Linked DNA regions of Homo sapiens: all the other regions are linked to region 2. The links are chromatin contacts, found by Hi-C or POLR2A ChIA-PET in ENCODE. All regions are on one chromosome and are shown on one strand. Each heading gives the region's core, a stretch centred on a gene start or an enhancer-like site at or near the end of the contact. The rest is flanking DNA. Distances are from core to core; before and after follow the strand shown.

The links. A loop is a pair of places that touch in the nucleus more often than their neighbours do. ChIA-PET counts read pairs that join two places held with the same protein, here RNA polymerase II (POLR2A). Pooled maps may share reads with other maps.
Region 1: a loop to region 2 is called in a pooled map, with 6 times the contacts of the local background. The contact joins the enhancer-like site here to the promoter of M6PR in region 2. A Hi-C loop is called at or near these places in 4 of 50 pooled maps.
Region 3: a map of ascending aorta shows a loop between it and region 2 (2.8-fold over the local background). The contact joins the promoter of FOXJ2 here to the promoter of M6PR in region 2. A Hi-C loop is called at or near these places in 1 of 168 maps with a recorded cell type or tissue (ascending aorta), 1 of 37 single-sample maps with no recorded cell type and 11 of 50 pooled maps. POLR2A ChIA-PET finds 5 or more read pairs at or near these places in 1 of 52 experiments (activated T-cell).

Annotation. Positions count from the first base shown.
Region 1 is chr12:9,710,973-9,715,403 of GRCh38, forward strand. It overlaps a transcript of CLECL1 not described here. Among named protein-coding and RNA genes, the nearest start is that of LINC02390, 9.8 kb to the left of the region's middle. RefSeq lists enhancers at 2,248-2,417, 2,428-2,477, 2,528-2,577. Within about 2 kb of position 2,044, at least 2 of the 41 ENCODE cell types and tissues checked have a DNase peak (open chromatin) inside an H3K27ac peak, as active enhancers do.
Region 2 is chr12:8,947,911-8,952,242 of GRCh38, forward strand. M6PR (mannose-6-phosphate receptor, cation dependent) reads right to left here and starts at 1,735. Exons shown (of 7, transcript NM_002355.4): 1 at 1,578-1,735. It also overlaps a transcript of KLRG1 not described here. RefSeq lists enhancers at 999-1,904, 1,905-2,809, 2,308-2,437 and a silencer at 2,115-2,329.
Region 3 is chr12:8,030,070-8,034,758 of GRCh38, forward strand. It overlaps FOXJ2 (forkhead box J2), which reads left to right and starts at 2,647. Exons shown (of 11, transcript NM_018416.3): 1 at 2,647-3,764. RefSeq lists silencers at 2,332-2,481, 2,502-2,741.

The sequences.
Region 1 (4,431 bases), core at 794-3,293, 760 kb after region 2:
GAAAGTCCACTGTCCTTGTGATAAGGCAGGGGTCTAATTGAGTTGACTAACACAAGGCACCTAGAGCGGCTAAACTAGAAGAGCAAAACTAAAAGAGCACACTGTAACACATGCCTACTGGGGCTTCAGCTGCAAACATTCACCCCTAGACATTGCTGTGGGATCTGAACCCCACAGCCTGCCCGCCTGTAAGCTCCCCTAGAGGTTTGAGCAGGGAGGCACTGAAGAAGCCAGCCACACCCCCATCTCACACCCTGCAAGGGGATAAGGGAACTTTTCCCATTTCACATTCAAGCCAGAACTGTTAAGAGAAACAATGGGTAATTTTCTGGCTTATACTTATTCTGGGTTCCAGAGAAGGTTGGTGTTCTGTTTCTACCTTCAGAATTGCATTGGCTACTTAATCTAAAAGCTTTGGTCAAACAAGCTGATTGTGGAGTTAACTGCTCTTCATTAAAGCTACTTAGAGCTTTTCCACTTCATATTATTAAGCTTCTGTGAAAATTTTGCTTTTGCCTGGTTTCAGAGAGTAAGTTATTTAAAAAAAAAAAAAAATCTCTTCTTAGTTTTCACCGTACTCAACTATCAGTAGAATTTCACATACTTGATTGCTTCCTCCCTGATATTCTTTCTTTAAAAGAAACCCTCTCCCCACCCCAGATTATTATTATTTTTTTTTTTTGCAGTGGTCCTTCTCAGCTTTCTTTTGTGGTTCCTTTTCCTTTTTCCACCCCCTAAAGTTTGGAATACCCCAGTCCTTGTACCTCTTCTTATCTGTGCTTACTTCCTAGGCAATGTCTTCTGGTCTCATCTATGGGCTGCTTACAATCACATTTATTTCTCTAGACCTAGCCTCTCCCCTGACTTCCAGCCTAAAGTATCTAACTGGATTCCTGACATTCCTACAATGATAGTTAATAGGCACTTTACACTTAACATGACTCAAGCTGAAAGCCTAGTCTTTACTTCATGCAAGCTTCTCCCTCAGTATTATCATTATCGAATACATCTTACTAGTTGATTTTCATTTCATATTACCTATCCAATACATCTAGATAAATTTAGAGTATATCCAGATATTCTCTACCTTTTGAGGCCAGTTTAAGACCAGCTTGGGCAACATAGCAAGACCCTATAGCTTACTTTTAAGGTAAAGATATATCTACCTTAAAAATAGCTGCCAACCCAAACTAAGCCATTTTCATTTCTCACCTGATTATTGTGATAGGCTCTTGACCAGTGTCCTTGTACTTGTCTCCTCATCCCCATAGTCTATTCTGCACACATTATTTAGAATGAATTTATAAAAATGTAAGTCTAACGATGTAAGTCTTTATGGCAAATTTTCAACTACCTATCTCACTCAGTAAAACGTGAAGGTTTCCCTGTGGTTCACAAGTTACTATATGATGAGGCTCCCATGTACTCCTCCAAACTCACATCTTCCTATAGTTCTTTTTAGTGCCTGTTGCACCATAATACTGTTCTGCTTTAGCCAAGCATGAACAATGCAATCTACAAATGAAATCTTTTTATTTCTTTCTTTACAATCCGTATGCCTTTTATTTATTTTTCATGTTTTATTGCACTAAATAAAACTTCTATTGTGATATTCAATAAAAGTGGCAAGAGTGGCCACCTTGCCTTTTTTCTAATCTTAGGGAGAAAGCATTCAAATCTTTCCCCATTAAATATGAGGTTATCTGTAGTTTATTACAGATAGTCTTTAACAAATTAAGGTAATTTCTCTTTTATTCCTAGGCTTCCAAGAGTTTTAATCATAAATGTTTGCTGAATTTTGCCAACTTCTTTTTTTAATCGATTGATAGAATTACATAAAGCTTTTTTATGTAAGTACAACTATTAATAAAACCCAGAATCAGAAGACTAAAAAGGACCCTGCCATCTATTGAAATGTTTAGACAAATTAATAACTATATGAGAAACAAAAACTATATTGTAGCAGGATGAGCCGCAGACAAAACCTCTCAGACACCAAGTTGGAGAAGGAAGGACTTTATTCATCTGGGAGCATCGGCAAGCTACTGCCTCAAAATCTGAGCTCCCCGAATGCACAATTTCTGTTCCTTTTAAGGGCTCACAACACTAAAGATTTCACATGAAAGGGTCGTGATTGATTTGAGCAAGCAGGTGGTACATGATAGGGACTGCATGCACCGGTGGTCAGAGAGAAACAGAACAGGGCAGGGAGTTTCACAATGTTCTTCTATACAATGTCTGGAATCTATGAATAACATCGGTTTCTAAGTTATGAGTTGATTTTTAACTAATTTTCAACTACCTATCTCACTCAGTAAAACGTGAAGGTTTCCCTGTGGTTCACAAGTTACTATATGATGAGGCTCCCATGTACTCCTCCAAACTCACATCTTCCTATAGTTCTTTTTAGTGCCTGTTGCACCATAATACTGTTCTGCTTTAGCCAAGCATGAACAATGCAATCTACAAATGAAATCTGGTTTAGGCCAGGCAGGCCCAGGCCTGGTTTCGGGCCTGGTGCTGGGCTGCCTGTCTTTGGTTTTACTTTCTTGTTGTTTTTTTCTTAAAACAGGTACTGAGTATAAAACAATATAAAACAATATGAGAGGGTCTCTCTCTTCCCTCATTTCCCCCATTTGAGACTCTCACTTTTTATTAGGGGAAGTTCTCACTCTTATTTTTGCTACTTATGTCTTTTTGTGCAATAGATCGATAGTGATTTATATAGTATGCTTGTGCTGAAGCATTTTGGTGAACTAAGGTAGCGACAAAGTTTTTTACCATTTGGAGAAATACAGGTGTCAGACAAGGGAGCAGTAAGCAAGTTCCTATTACTATTATTACTCTTATTGGAAGAGTTTTAAATCTTCTTATTGCTGGGAACCAATTTCCAAACATGGCTCTTGGATTGAGTCCGTGCCACACTTGCACGGGTACATGTGCCAGTTTTGTTATATCTTTAACTATGTCTTTAACTACTTGCCTTTGATTATCTATGTGTAGACAGTAATTAGTAAGGTTAAATTTCTTATAGACCTCTCTTTTAGCTGCTAGCAAGTAGTCGAGAGCCAATCTATTTGATAGATAGCATTTCTTCATAAGAGTCTCTTGCCAGGCAAAAACAGTCAAAGCTCAACTGGTTTTATTAGTAATAATTTCTAAAACAGCTTGTAACTGTATGATTCGGTTGAGCATGTAGATGGGGGTTTGATATCTTCATGAGCCATCTTGTGCATAAGTGGTGGGTCCATAGTATTGTATGATTTTTTCAGGAGGCCATTCATTATCTTTCTAATCACCTATGGCTATGCTTCTTTTTTCACGGGAAGCACAGACTGGGAAGCCCAGAAGTTCACCTGTTTTTATGGGCAGTAAGAAGAAAGATGGCTTAATGGTGCCAATTACACAGCTACCTGTCCACTGATCAGGCAGCTTAGCATAAGCTCTGTGTCCACATATCCAGTATAACCCAGTGGGGGCCATCCAGTCCTGGTGGAATTCTGGGTGGGCCTAAACAGCCTGCAGCTTTGGAAATTTACTGAATGGATTTCTTTCTGTGTAATTGGAACTCCACCATGTAACTGTTTTTGTGGTATCATTATACAGCTTTTGCCTAAGACAACTAAGCTGCCTTACAGGATGAGTGAATCCTTTTCCTTCTCTAGCTATACAATACTGTCTAATAATTGAGACTTTTAGAACTTAAAAATTGTCAGGGTGGTTCTTTTGGGCTGGAAATTCATCAGGAACTGGGTCTGTAGGAACTAATTCTCGGGCTACTTATGGCCATTGATCTCTTATTACAGTTTTTCTACAAACATAACATGAAGTGACATTTAGAGACTGGGCTACATGCTTGGCTAACTGCAAAAACAAATTTCCGGTTTTTCCTGGAGTCTCTGGTACTGGCACATTTAGTTTATCATAGAAAGTCTGAAATACTGGTTCTGGAGAGCATCTTTGAACCTCTCCTTCTATTAGGATATTTACACTAGGATCTAGTCCTTTTCTATCAATGTCTAATGTTACATATTTTCCTTTATTCTACTTTGGGTCTGAGGGATTTGTGATTATCAATTCTAAAGGGCTGCAGCTCCTCCTCATGCAGGAGGGGCTGACTTTTCCTTTTTTGGAGCCAAACAGGATCTTTTTTATCTTCTTTCTAAGTAGCCTAAATGAATGACACAAGACCAGTATTGACACATCTCACATAAATATGATTCTTGACAGATGTACTTATTTTCTGCTGCGTAACTTTTTTTCTAATCTAGAGAACCGCATCTTAACCTATGCTGTTTACTATTAATAGCAGCACAGGCATCAAATTTTAAGGTTACATTTTTGGGGACCCCTTTTCTTCTGTTCTAGCTATTACTTTACTTGCGTCACTTAGAGAACGACTAGTTCTTAGTCTTACTTCAAGGACTGTGA
Region 2 (4,332 bases), core at 485-2,984:
AGAACTCAGACCTCCAACTCCCACCTTCCCTAAGTTAACCCACTGCTCAACACACAACTTGACCAGCTGACTCACTAAAAAGAAATAGGAGACTCCTTCTTCTAGACTGACTTAGCCTGCCATTTTCCTTTCCAGTCTCTCAGGACCTAATTAAAAACTGACAGTTGATTTCTTTTCCTAAATTAGAACAAGGAATCTCACAAAATTAGGAAGGGATGAAAGGTTAAACACCTCAGCCATTAGCTGAGTTGAACTATCTTTCATTTGCTTATTATTCAAAAAGTTAGGATAATAAATTTATACTGTATTCTTCTTTCCTGCTTAAGGCTTGTCTTTAAATTTAAGCTGCTTCTCTTTAATTCAGTGGCATATGCGCTAAATGTTTTCCCTAGATTATGTTCATTCATCTTCACAACCCAGAAAATAGGTATAATTTTTCATACTTCACAGATGAGAAAACTGATGCTTTACAGAATTACTTGTTAAATTACTTGCTGTACATTACACAGATATTAAATGTGTGTGAAGTTACTGGGGCAATTTAGACGATTCGTGGCATAAAGATAACTGCTGGAAAACTTATAAACATAGGGGTGCAACAATCAGGAAGAGAATGAAATGGAAGGGCCCAGTAGCCCCCTTTTAATATGCTACAATTAGATTCTCAAGGTACAAGAGTTTGTCTATATACTTTGGAAATAAGGAGCAGGATTTTATGATCTTGAAAAATCTTTCAGTTTTCTTATTCTCTAACGACAGATCTATTTTATTTGGCAATGCTAAAAATTATCCTTTATTAGGGTGGCCAATGACTAAGCCAGCAACTGGGAAGCAGCTTACACCACTGGGCCTCTGTAGCACTCACTTCCCCATCTGTTAAGACAGCCATGGCCATTTACCAGTGGAATTTCTACTGTCTTCCCGCTGGCTCCTTTCTGATGTAGCAGTCCTTATCCCTTTTTCTCCAGCAGCCTACATGTTTAGAAAAGCAGCCTCAATTGGCTAAAAGGCCTAATGCTGAAAGAACTCAAGAGAGAAGGAGCCTCAGACAAGTAGCGGCTATGTCCCAAGAGCGGAAGCTCCCCACAACGAGGAACACAAGATAATCCGTCCATCAGCCATTCTTATCCACACCACAGTCGCATCCCCCTCAAAGCTCTCCCAGGGTGCCAGAAATTCTCGCTCTGTCTAGTGTCCCGACTTTCCAAGCGCTTGTAGCCATACCCTCTCCAAATGATGCCACTTGACCTCCCACCGTGATGCAGGCCAAAATTCCTCCTACAAATAAATCCACCAACACCTCCAACGGACTCCATACTTGGGGTATTTTCCTTTCCCTGCTTTCTAAATATCGTAAATCCCCTCTCTGGTCTTGGAAGTCCTTTCTCCCTCACACCTTTCGGAACTCCGTGACTCTCCGCTCTCATGCCTCCGCCTCCATTCTACCCTTAGGGCTCCTCAGCCAGATCTTTGGCTAGAACCATGGTCAAGGGAGAATGCGATTCCGGCTCCTGTCACAGACGCTTAAGTGTGAGCGCAACCCAGCCCGCCTCCTCCTCCACGCCCCTCACACTCACGTGTCGTGGGAAACTGGAGTAGCCAAAGCTCAGAATCCCCAGTGAATACCCTTCTGGGGATGGGAGACGGGGCCAGCTAGGGGCCGGCCGCAGACCCCGGTCCCAGAGCTAGTTTCAGAGGCCAGCGTTCCCCCTAGCGCCTCGCTGTGCCCCACTCTGGGAACCGGAAACAGGAAGCGCCAAGAGGCCGCTGGGCAACCGCTCCTCCCACCAGACCCCGCGGCATGTGACCATAGAACCATTTCGCCCCTTTCCCCTTCCCGGGCTCCCTGATAATCTTAAACTCTGATTGGCCAGTATTCTGGGACTTTAGCTCCGCCCTCGTTCCATCAGCTCCAATCACTATCGAGGTTGTCGTTTCGCCTTTTCTGGTTGCCTTTCTTTCAATGGGGTCCCAGAGTCCCGCTTCCAGGGCCTCTCGGCTCGCGCACCCCGGTCACGCGGGGTCACGCGCCTGACCGCTCCCGGGTAGGGTTCGAGTGAAGAGGGTGAGAGGGGCAGGTGGCGGAAGCGGAAGTTACGCAGGCAGCTCGCCCTCGGGCTCCGCGGGAGTTGTAGTTCTCACGCTAGGTCTCCTCCGGGCGCTTCCCTAGCCCGTTCGCCGCCTGAGAGGGACGCTGTTCCGCCGCGTGGAAGCTTCGAGTCTCGACTCCACTGTTGACCCCTAGACGAGAGTAGTGCAGCGACGGGGCCGTGATGTGCGTCCTGGCTTTCTTAACGACACCTCTCCTCTGTATTTCCTTTTTCCAGTTGAGTACCTTGGGGTGAATTATTATTGTTACTGTTATCTCTGTCGTTCCTTACTGCTTCGTGGTATTTTGCTTGATAAGCATGCTCTGCAACCACCTCTGTTCGCCAGAGGTTACTTCTGCAAAGTAGGAAGAAACGAGCAATACGATGGTAATCTTTGCGCCTTTGCTAAGATCTTTTGTAGGTTCCTTATGTCTTACTAGCCACTTGTTGAAGTCCTGCTCATTCTTAAACTCTGTTCAGATGTTATTTTTCCTGTAACTTCGTGCATTCACTCTCTTCAGAATTAACAATTTCTTCCTGTGGACCCTCGCTTGTGGCTTGTACCTGGCTTTAGCATGTTTTCATTCCGCTTCCACTCTTACGTTGCTTCTATGTGTGCCTCTCTGGCTCTATGCAGGTGCCTGGATTTTTGATTCTTACCCCTCTCATTAGAACTACTACAGTGTTTTGAGTCTAATAATAATAAAAGCTAACGGATGCATATCTCGGTGGTGCCCGGCACTTTTGTAAGTGCTTTAAACGATAGTTAATTCACTTGGTCTTCACACCAACCTTATGAGGAAGTATCTTATCCCAAGTTTACAGATGAGTAAATTAAAGCAGATAGAAGCTAAGTAACACCGTGGGTCCCAAGCTATTAAGTTATGGAGCCAGTATTTAAATAGTCTCCATAATCCATGCTCTCAAGCACTACGCTTTACCGACTGTATGCCATTCTGCATTTCTTTGTTTATTAGTAATACATTCAGTTCAGGCTAGGTAGTAATCATATCTGGGTTGGATGTTGCCCCAATAAAAAAAAAAATTAAATTTTTTTCTTCCTGAAAATGAAAGTAATTTGTGATCAGATAACACAGAAAACAACAAAACAAAAATCATACATAAACTCACCAGGAGGGTGTGTATTTCCTTCATGAATATATGTTGTTTCCTTTTTTCAAAAATGTATCAGTCCCACACTGTGGCTCATGCCCGTAATCCCAGCACTTTGGGATTCCGGGGCAGAAGGATCACTTGAGGTCAGGAATTCAAGACTAGCCTGGGCAACATAGTGAGACCCCTTCTTTCAAAAAAAAAAATCAGCTGGGCTTGGTGGTGCACACCTGTAGTCCCAGCTGCTTGGGAGCCTGAGGCTGGAAGATTGCTTGAGCCTGGGAGTTGGAGGCTGCAGTGAGCTATGGTCTTGCCACTACCCTCCAGCCTTGGTGATAGAGTGAGAACCTATCTCAAAAAGATATGTATGTATCAAATATTTTTCCATATCCTTGACTTTACAAATAAACTTTTTAATAGCATAATATTTAGTTCTATGCATTGCTACTTAACCAATGACATTAATGTTGAGCATTTAAGTTATTTCTACTGACTTATTTTTTATCAAGTAACTCAACACAGCTTTACTGAGCAATTACTATGTGCCAAAACCACAGAATATATAATATAGATCTTGGGGATACAGCAGAGAAAAAAGACAAAAATCCCTGTTACAATCCGTTCTAGAATTGATGTTCCTTTGTTGGTTAATTCAAGTTTTGATTTCAGAAATCTTACCTCTTGGTGACTGCCTAGAGTGGCATTGGGCTGGAGGGGAGGAACTGTTCATGTTGGAAATGGGGAATGGGCCAAAAATGCAATTGAGTAGGTTGATTAACTTGTCTGCTGTCAGAGTGGAAGCAGGGGTAGTTTCCCTTTCCGACCAGAGGCAAACAACCTGGGTCACTTCCTTGCTTCTCAGACCTCAGTGCCCTTTCTGGGTGCTTTCTGTGTTAGAATTCTCACCTCTGAGAACTGAGCTCAAGGTTCTTGCTGGGGCAAAAATTGAAATGAGCAGAATTTTTTTTTGTTTGTTTGTTTGCATTTCTGGCCTGCCTCCTTTCTTAGCCTCATTATTAACAAGCACACTCCCCACAATAAACCTACACCCACACTGCCTTCTCTCACACAAGGTAAATTGTTCACCTTGTTTAGAAAGCAGTTCTAGGATTGTTGGTCTGAAATCAAA
Region 3 (4,689 bases), core at 1,397-3,896, 920 kb before region 2:
TGCCTACTGCAAAATATCTAAATGATAAAGAACATTATAAAAATAAAACAACTCCACTCACTCTACCTTTCAGAGATAAATACAATTATTCTTGCAAATGCTAAATAGTACTCTGTTGTACAGATGTGCCATAATATATTTAAAATTACCCTATTTTGGATATTTAGGTCTTTTCTAATTTTCCAGTTACAAAAAATACTGCAGCAAATGTCTTGTAAAAACCAAATAATTTCTTGAGCTTTTTATTTTTCCAAATTGCCAGGAAGATTCTAATCCTTCCCTCATGTTTCCATTTTTAGTACAACTGCCTGTCACTCAAGCCCTCCAATTTCCATACACAGGAAATGTCAAAAACGGTTGAAACATAACAAAACATCTAATACATAGCAAGAAAGATTTGCCGCCAAATTATCTGCGTGTGGGAGAATTATTTAATGCCTCAAAGAGAGGAAAAATACATCTTTAAACCTGAATATAGGAAGTGTGAGCAGGAAGAACAGGCTTGTTTTGGTTTACTGCCTTTAATTTTGAGGATGACTTTAAATTCTGATCGCTCCGGACAATGGTATAGAAGTCAAGAGCTGGGCATCGGAGTCATTTGGATTTAAGTCCTGACTCTGCTACTTACTAATTAAGCGAACTCACACATAGTATCTGTAAGTCACAATTTTCTCATCTGTAAAAGAAGTATAATAATAGTGTCTTAGGGAATCGCTAGAATCATCAATGTGACAACACATGCAGAATGCTCAGTGCAATGCCTGGCATATTGTAAATATAATTATTCATATAATATATACATACAACTTAAGTATGCAGTCTTTTGGGGGCAATTCAAATATTTTGCAAGCAATATTTTTGTATTCGTATTATCTTTTTTTTTTTTTTTTTTTGAGACGGTGTCTCACTGTCTCCCAGGCTGGAGTGCAGCGGCACGATCTGGGCTTACTGCAACCTCCGTCTCCCAGTTTCAAGTGATTCTCCTGCCTCAGCCTCCCAGGTAGCTGGGATTACAGGCACGCACTACCACGCCTGGCTAATTCTTTTTTTTTTTTTTTTTTTTTAGACGGAACCTGGCTCTGTCGCCCAGGCTGGAGTGGAGTGGCGCGGTCTCGGCTCACTGCAACCACCGCTTTCCGGGTTCAAGCGATTCTCCTGCCTTAGCCGGCACTACAGGCGTCCGCCACCGCGCCGGGCTAATTTTTGTATTTTTAGTAGAGACAGGGGTTTCACCACGTTGGCCAGGCTGGTCTCCAATTCCTGACTTCAAGTGATCCCCCCGCCTCGGCCTCCCAAAGCTTTGGGATTACGGGCGTGAGCCACTGCGCCTGGCCTCCTATTATCTTATGTGCTATAAAGTAGAGAGTAGGCCGGGCCGTGTTTCCTGCCTGTAATCCCAGCACTTTGGAGGCATAAAAAGGGAGAATAGTTTAAACCCAGGAATTAAAGACCAGCCTCGGCAGCATACTGAGACCCTGCCTCTATTTAAAAAGAAGAAAAAGATAAAGAAAGAAAGGAAAGAAAGTAGGGTAGTTTGATAAAAGTTTAAAAAGCCTGAGTATGGGCCGGGCGCGGTGGCTCACACCTGTAATCCCAGCACTTTGGGAGGCCGAGGAAGGTGGATCACGAGGTCAGGAGTTCGAGACCAGCCTGGCCAACTTGGTGAAACCCCATCTCTACTAAAAATACAAAAATTAGCCGGGCGTGGTGGCGCGCGCCTGTAATCCCAGCTGCTCCGGAGGCTGAGGCATCCCAGCTGCTGGGGAGGCTGAGACAGAAGAATCGCTTGAACCCGGGAGGCGTAGGTTGCAGTGGGCCCAGATCGTGCCATTGCACTCCAGCCTGGGCAATAAGTGAAACAACACCTCAAAAAAAAAAAAAAAAAAAAAAAAAAAGCCAGAGTATGAAATATATGAGAATTTGCAGCAGAATAATATGACTTCAGGATGTGACAGCTGTAAAGGGTAAGCAGGCCAAGTATCAAGGTCCCTTCTTCGCTGAGCAAGATTGCGGAGAACAAGGGCCATGCACAAGTTTAGGAAGCTGAAACAAGGAACAGGACCCAGATCTTCTGATGTTTATTTCACCGTTACACGCTCATTTATCATGTATCCACTCATTCAAGGAGCATTTACTGAATTCCAGGATGATATAAGGGTAACATATAAACTTCACCCCAATCTTCACCTCAATGCTCATGATCCTTTATAAATTATCTCGAGGGAAAGAGAAGCCCATCAAAGACAGTCCTGAGAAAGCTGGGGCTGTTCATCTGTATACGGAGTTTAACAGAATGAAACGCCGGAGTTGGGGTGTCAGCTGGAATTGACGGTATACGGTGCGCACTAGGGACTCTCCCGACGGGGAGCAGTGAGTTGTCATCCCGGGTAGACGGCGAACTCCCGGAGCCACGCGGCCGCAGGTGGGCGAGGGCGGCGAGATCCCTCGCCGGCGTGAGAGCGGCCGTGGCTCTCCAGGCGGAGCGCACACCGGGTAGCGAGGCTCGCGGCTCGGCGCTGCCCGCGGCTCGGCGTCTCCCGGCTCCTCCTTAACCCGCGCCGGGAGGCGGTGGCGGCAGCGGCCGGCGGGCGGGGGAGGGGGAGGGGCGCGGAGCGCGGCGCGGAGGCCGGGGAGGAGCCGGGGCCTGCAGCGGAGCCGAGCCGAGCCCGAGCCCGCGCCGAGCCCTGACACTGTCTGCCCGCCTTCTGGCTCCCCGGGAGCCCAGACTGGTCGGAGCCCGAGCGGTGGCAGCGCGGGGAGCCCCACGCGCCGAAGGGAGCGGACCCGACAGGACGGCCCTAGAGGAGGTGCTGCCGCCACAGTAGCAGGGACCGGAGTCTCGAGCCGCGGCCTCCCGGACCGTGCTGCCCAGGCCAGCTCAGGGACAGCCGGGAGTACGAAAGCCCCACCCTCTGGGGCACCCCGGGAGCGGAGGCGGGAGCGGGGACGCGAGCAACCTCTCCCCCTGTTGGAGAGAAAAGACCCTTACCACTCGGGTGAGGGAAAGAAGAGACCCCTGGAGGGGACGCCTCTCTCCTGCCTAGAGGCGAGGAAGACCCCTGTACTGGCCGGGGAGGAGACCCCCAGAAGTGGAAAGAAGGGAGCTTTCCGTAGGGAAGCAGAGTGAGACCACCCTAGCGCGCCCCCGCCCCTCCAAACACACACTCTCAACAGTTCAGGACTTTGGAGGCAAAGAGAGACGGGGCTGTGCCTGTGGAGTAGGCACCCTCGGCCCACCACTATTCACAGGAGACAGGAGTCCTTACGTTCAGAAGCCACTCCAGGGAAAGAAGAGGAATCGGCTTTCAGCCTTCTGGAGAGGGGAAGACCTCCCCCTCAACTTCCTCGTGCCTAGACAGTGGAACGGGGTGGAGCCCCTCCGCTCCTATCTCCAGCAGACAGAAAGAGCCCTCCACCTCAGAAAGATCCAGTTTGGGGGGGAGGGGAACTCCCCCAAGGGGGAGGAGACAACTCCTGGTTGGGAGAGGCTCCTCCCCTCCTCCCCCGGGTAACAAGCAGGGTGTGGGGGGTGTGCCACCTTCCCCAAGTAGGACCTCCTTCTCCTCCCCCTCCCCCTCCTCCAACCTTGACTCCTCATCCTCAGGGGACCCAGTTCCCCTCACCAACTTGGGAGGCTCAGCCTCGTCCAGGAAGAGCCACTGAGGATGAGAGCCGTCACCTGCCTCTGAAGAGGGGAATCCCTCCAACCCCAAACTCCAGTACCAGGTGGTTCCCTCCCTTTGCCGGAGGAACCTTGGAGACAGGTTAGTGCTTTCTTTCATCTTCTCTCTGTCATTGTCTGGCACTAGTGGGTGTAGGGGGTTGAGCTGGTGGATCGTGGGTTTCACTGCCGGGGAAGACAGAGTGATGACTCAGAAAATCCAATGGGAAATGTGATCCAAGGGAGCTCCTGGATTTGAACCCACATCTTGCTGCAGAAGCTCTGAGAAATGGGTTTCTTAGTGTTTGGGGACTAAAGGGATGGGATTCATTTTAGGTCCCTTAGGGAAGTGGATGTTTTCATGCTGAGGAAAAGGGTTATCGGAAAACAGCTGCATTTTGAGAACATGCATACTGTGTAGCAGTGATTTACACAACCCAACCAGTGGTAAGATTCCCATACCACCCTTCACCCTTGGGCCTTTTCCCCTGGAGAGTGGGCTGTCATGAAAATCACGGTGGCATCTGGGGTCCTGGCCTTGCCCAGGGCATGCCGAGGTCAGCTTAGTGTTCACCAGAGGTGTTCCCTCCAGCTTACTGCAATTATAGCTCCCTTGACAAGAAAAGCAATCTGTTCCTGCTCATCCTATCTCAGATACCAAGAGGCCTCCTCTCCTGACATTTCCATTCCTAGCTGGATGTATGCCTCTGCCCATAAAATCCAAAGGGAAAATGGGAATCCCACATGTTCTGAGGCGAGAAGAAAGTGTGCAGGGGAATGCCAACTCCCGGGTTAAAGTGCTTCCTTGATGCTGGCCCTGAACCACTGCCCCAGTCCCCTTCTCGACTCCTGTTTTTTGCTCACAATTCTTCAGGAAAAATTAGATCCTGGATACGAAGGGAGGAGGGCTGCTGCTCCGCTTCTGTCCAGACTTCCAGTTAAACAAGTTGACCACTGGAGAGATTTCACTTCTGAGGAGTATATAAAGTTTCCTTCCAGAAAAGTACCTAATAGTCTCATCCTCTCCC